Linked DNA regions of Homo sapiens: region 2 is linked to region 1. Evidence: read pairs that join two places in POLR2A ChIA-PET (ENCODE). Cell type or tissue: PC-9. All regions are shown on one strand. Region 1 overlaps P3H3 (prolyl 3-hydroxylase 3). Region 2 overlaps SCNN1A (sodium channel epithelial 1 subunit alpha).

Evidence for each region. Peaks named below come from ENCODE experiments on the same cell type or tissue, not always from the same donor. Only the 100,000 strongest peaks of a DNase experiment are listed, where the experiment ranks them.
Region 2: POLR2A ChIA-PET joins it to region 1 with 8 read pairs; 1 of 35 experiments calls an interaction of 5 or more read pairs at or near these places.

The regions. Positions count from the first base shown.
Region 1 is chr12:6,834,749-6,837,248 of GRCh38, forward strand. P3H3 (prolyl 3-hydroxylase 3) reads left to right here. Exons shown (of 15, transcript NM_014262.5): 10 at 2,237-2,338. Among named protein-coding and RNA genes, the nearest start is that of GNB3, 4.9 kb to the right of the region's middle. In PC-9, CTCF peaks have their summits at 1,148 (motif pointing left) and 1,348; a DNase peak (open chromatin) is centred at 1,103.
Region 2 is chr12:6,365,577-6,368,076 of GRCh38, forward strand. All of the region lies in intron 2 of SCNN1A (sodium channel epithelial 1 subunit alpha), which reads right to left. LOC105369626 (a long non-coding RNA gene) reads left to right here. Exons shown (of 4, transcript XR_931591.3): 1 at 1-205. Among named protein-coding and RNA genes, the nearest start is that of SCNN1A, 8.7 kb to the right of the region's middle. In PC-9, no CTCF peak of the experiment used is centred here; no DNase peak of the experiment used is centred here; H3K27ac peaks cover 1,189 bases.

The sequences.
Region 1 (2,500 bases):
AACATGGAGAAACCCTGTCTCTAATAAAAATACAAAAAAGTTAGCCAGGCGTGGTGGCACATGCCTGTAATCCCAGGTACTCGGGAGGCTGAGGCAGGAGAAGCGCCTGAACCCGGGAGGCGGAGGTTGTGGTGAGCTGATCTCGTGCCATTGCACTCCAGCGTGGGCAACAAGAGCGAAACTCCATCTCAAAAAAAAAAAAAAAAAGTATGTCAAATAGAAGCACTGAAATGCAGTTATAGAAGGCTTGCTGGAGAGGTGGTATTTGAGCTCAGTCTTAAGGATGAGTTAGTCAGGCGATTGGGGGTGGAATCAGTCTAAGAGGGAGAAGAGCATGGTGCATTCTGGGAACTGCAGTCAAGCACAGGGGTGAGAGCAGGGCCAGCTCCATAGTCATTACCTGTGTGATCTTGGGCAATTTATTTTAACATCTCTGAGCCTAATTTGCTCATCTATAAAATGAGGATAATAATAGTGTTTTTGTCATAGTGTCGTTGTGAGGATTAAATGAGTTAGCACATGATAAAGCTCTTAGAACACAGAATCATCACTGGCTGGGTGTGGTGGCTCATGCCTGTAATCCCAGCACTTTAGGAGGTCAAGGCAGGTGGATCACTTGAGGTCAGGAGTTCAAGACCAGCCTGGCCAACATGGTGAAACCCGGTCTTTACTAAAAATACAAAAAAATTAGTGGGCATTGTGGCAGGTGCCAGTAATCCCAACTACTGGGGAGGCTGAGGCAGGAGAATCGCTTGGACCCAGGAGGCGGAGGTCGCAGTGAGCCGAGATCGCACCATTGCAGTCCAGCCTGGGCAACAAGATCAAAACTCCGCCTCGAAAAATAAATTTTTTTAAATAATTAATTAATTAATTAATTAATTAAAAAAGAACATAGAATCATCAGGGTGTATGTTACCAAGAGACAGTATAGGGAAAGAGGGAGAGAGCCCACACATGAAGGCCGAGGGACAGTGAGTGTCTTCTGTGGCCTCCCAAGGAGTTTGGGCTTTATCTGTGTATGGTAGACAGCTGTTGCAGGATTTTAGGACGGTTGACTTTTGCATTCCTGTAGTACCTGGAATCAGGTGCAGGGTCTGGAGTCACCTGTAGGAGTGGTAGAGCCCTCTAGTGGCAGTCTGTAGAATGCAGTGGGAGAAAGACCCGGAAAAGGGGAGTAATTGACGAATGCCACCGTTGGCTGGCGAGGTGGCTCACACCTGTAATCCCAGCACTTTGGGAGGCTGAGGCAGGCGAATGGCTTGAGCCCAGGAGTTCCAGGCCAGCCTGAGCAACGTGGTAAAACCCCGTCTCTACAAAAATACAAAAAATTAGCTGGGCCTATGCGCCTATATGTTCCCACCTACTTGGGAGGCTGAGGTGGGAGGACCTCTGGAGCCTGGGAGGTGGAGATTGCAGTGAGCTATGATGGCGCCACTGCACTCCAGCCTGGGCGATAGAGCAAGACCCCGTCTCAAAAACAAAAAATGAAAAAAAAAAAAAACCCCAGGTTAGACGGCTTGGGTGACTAGGTGTCTCTCAGAAGTGAGATTTGTATGCAGGCGTAACTAGATAGTGGTGCTTAAACAAATTCAAAAAGTAGACAAAAAACGGGTGTCAGAAAAGCGAATAATTCCAGTGTAGACATCCAGATATTAGGAGACCCCCAGGTAGTGAGAGTGGTCGCGGAGGTGGCTGGGTAGTTGTGACTCAGTATCAAGGAGTGGGGGAGCCACGGAGTCCACAGTTTCTCCGAGAGCATGTCAGGTGGGAAGAGGTCAGAGAGGGATAGCCCGCTGATGCTGTCTCCCTACCGCCAGTCTGGCCTAACTGTGGAACTTCCTCTTAGGGTCCTGTTTCCAGAGGGACTCCTCTATTCTTGGCTCATCGGGGATTAATGATCAAGCCCTTCCTGCCTAGTTCCCAGCTCTGCCCCACTTTTCCAGCTGTCCCTACCCTCTCAGAGGCCCCCTTACTGCTGTAGGAAGCTCTCCCGAGTTCTCTCCACAGTCCCCTTAGTAAGCGGGATTCCAGCCCGTACCAGAGAGGGACAATCGGACAGCCGTGGCGGTGGGCACTCTCTGGGAAAGAGCAGCAGCTCAGGAAGACGAGCCACAACAGAACTGTGGGAGCATCTAGCTTCTTCTGGAGAGCGGGAGGGCCGGAGGGAGGGTCTTGCAGCCCTGCAGACAGTGAGGGGCTGGGGGAGTGACTCCACGGTAAACTCCTTCCTATTTAGGATGCAGCTGGGGCTGGAGCCAGGTCTGGCTATCGTGGTCGCCGCTCCCCTCACACCCCCCATGAACGCTTCGAGGGGCTCACGGTGCTTAAGGCTGCGCAGGTGAGCACAGGAGGCACCCGGGCCCGTCTGATGCCCAGACCTGGAGGAGAGGCTGTGCAGGAAGCCGGGCCCCAGGGCCTGGGCTTTTGTGAAGGAGCTTTCTTGGGACCGAGACTACCTGATAGGACCCAGCGTGGAGAAAAGGGATGTTCTGAGAGCTGG
Region 2 (2,500 bases), 470 kb before region 1:
AACACCAATTCAATTCAGTGTAGAAAATAAAATTTGTTAGCAGGTTCTGCTAGAACAACTGAATACTGTATTGGAAAAAAAATGACCCTCAATCTCTACCTTATGCTATACAGGCAAAAATTAATTCAAGATGGATCATAACGTAAACATGAAATTCAGAACCATAAACACTCTAGAAGATGGAAGATATCTTCCTGACCTTGGGGTAGGCAAAATTCTCTTGTAAGAAAAATATCTAACAAATAATCCCTAGAACAACCGTATGTAGTAGGCACTTTATGAACAGACCTACATTTTTTTTTTTGAGACGGAGTCTCAATTGCCCAGGCTGGAGTGCAGTGCCGTGATCTCGGCTCACAAGCTCCGCCTCCGGGTTCACGCCATTCTCCTGCCTCAGCCTCCCTAGTAGCTGGGACTACAGGTGCGTGCCACCACGCCCGGCTAATTTTTTGTATTTTTAGTAGAGACGGGGTTTCACCATGTTAGCCAGGATGGTCTCGATCTCCTGACTTCGTGATCCGCCCGTCTCGGCCTCCCAATGTGTTGGGATTACAGTCGTGAGCCACCACGCCCAGCCGAACAGACCTACATTTTTAAAAGATTCTGACCCTGTACACAGCTAGTGAGAATATAAAATGATACGATCATTTTGGAAAACAATCTGGAAGTTCCTCAAAAAGTTAGATATAGAGTTACCATATAACCCATCCATTCCACTCCTAAGAGAAATGAAAGCATATGCCCCCACAACATACACACACAAATGTGCACAAATGTTCATACCAGTATTATTTCTAATAGCCAAAAAGTAGAAATAACCCAAATGTCCATCAATTGATGAACATATTAAGAAGGAATGTAGGGATTTACAGTGAGCTGTGTTTAATTTACGGTGTTTAGGCCGCACCCGAAACACATTAGAACATAAAGATTTGTACATGAGGCTGGGTGCAGTGGCTCACACCTGTAATCCCGGCACTTTGGGAGGGCAAGGTGGGTGGATCACCTGAGGTCAAGAGTTCGAGACCAGACTGACCAACATGGAGAAACCCTGTCTCTACTAAAAATGCAAAATTAGCCGGGCGTGGTGGCACATGCCTGTAATCCCAGCTACTCGGGAGGCTGAGGCAGGAGAATCGCTTGAACCCGGGAGGCGGAGGTTGCAGGGAGCCAAGATCTCGCCATTGCACTCCAGCCTGGGCAACCAGAGCGAAACTCCATCTCAAAAAAAAAAAAAAGAAAAAGATTTGTACATGAATGTTCATAGCCATTTTATTTATAATAGCCAAAAAGCCTGAAGCAACTCAAAGGTGTGTTGAAGGTGTGTGTTTGGCATTCTAGAAAACTTGCTCATTACTGCTAATTAAAAGAATGGTAATCTGCGGGGCATGGTGGCTCACACCTGTAATTCCAGAATTTTGGAAGGCCAAGTGGGTGGATCACTTGAGCTCAGAAGTTTGAGACCAGCCTGGGCAACACGACGAAACCTTGTATCTACAAAAAATACAAAAATTAGCCAGATGTGGTGGTGCACACCTGTAGTCCCAGCTACTCAGAAGACTGAGGCAGAAGAATTGCCTGATCCTGGGAGTTTGAGGCTACAGTGAGCCGTGATCGTGTGACTACACTCCAGCCTGGGCAACAGAGCAAGACCCTGTCTTAAAAAAATAAAAAAGAATGGCAATCATAGCTAGCATTTATTGAGCACTTACTATGAGCCAGGAACTATGGTATTAGAATGTGCATTATTTAATTGTTAAAAGAAGAACGTTAGGCAAAATTAAATTTAACAGAGTTGACTTGAGCAAAGAACGATGCTCAAATCAGGCAGCCCCTCAACCAGAATAGGCTCATCAAAACCACTCAGCAATAAAAAGGAACTGATACGTGCAAAAAACACAGGGAAGAATTCCAGAAACATTAAGCAAAATAAGTCAGACACACATACAAGAAAATACATACTGTATGATCCCATTTATACGAATTCTATGAACAGACAAAACCAGTTGATAGAGATAGCATTCAGAAAATGACAGTGGGAGAGGAAGAGGAATTGATGGAAAGGGGGCACCGGGTAATGGGAGTGTTCAACATCTCGACTGTCAAACCTGAGTGGGCACTCAAGATTTGTTCATTTTATTGTACATCAATTATGCCTCACTTAAAGAAAAAAATACCAGTGCAGGGTCTTACTTGCCAGATTCAGATTTAATGGGTCTGGGCTGGAGCCAGAACAAGGTTGTTTGAAAGAGCCCCCACGTGGTCCTAACGTGCAGCTACATTAACCACCGTCTAGTCCAGATCTTCACTTCCTCTTCCATTCAGCTCTATTTCCATCTCTACCAGAAAAGTCTAGCTGGCTGGGCCTTAGGCATCAGCTCTGGCAGCCCCTGAACTTCTCACAGGAGAAAATGTAGCTCTGGTTGAAGGTGTGTTTGGCATTCTAAGAGACTTGCTCGTTATTTATAATTAAAAGAATGGCAAGCATAGCTAGCGTTTA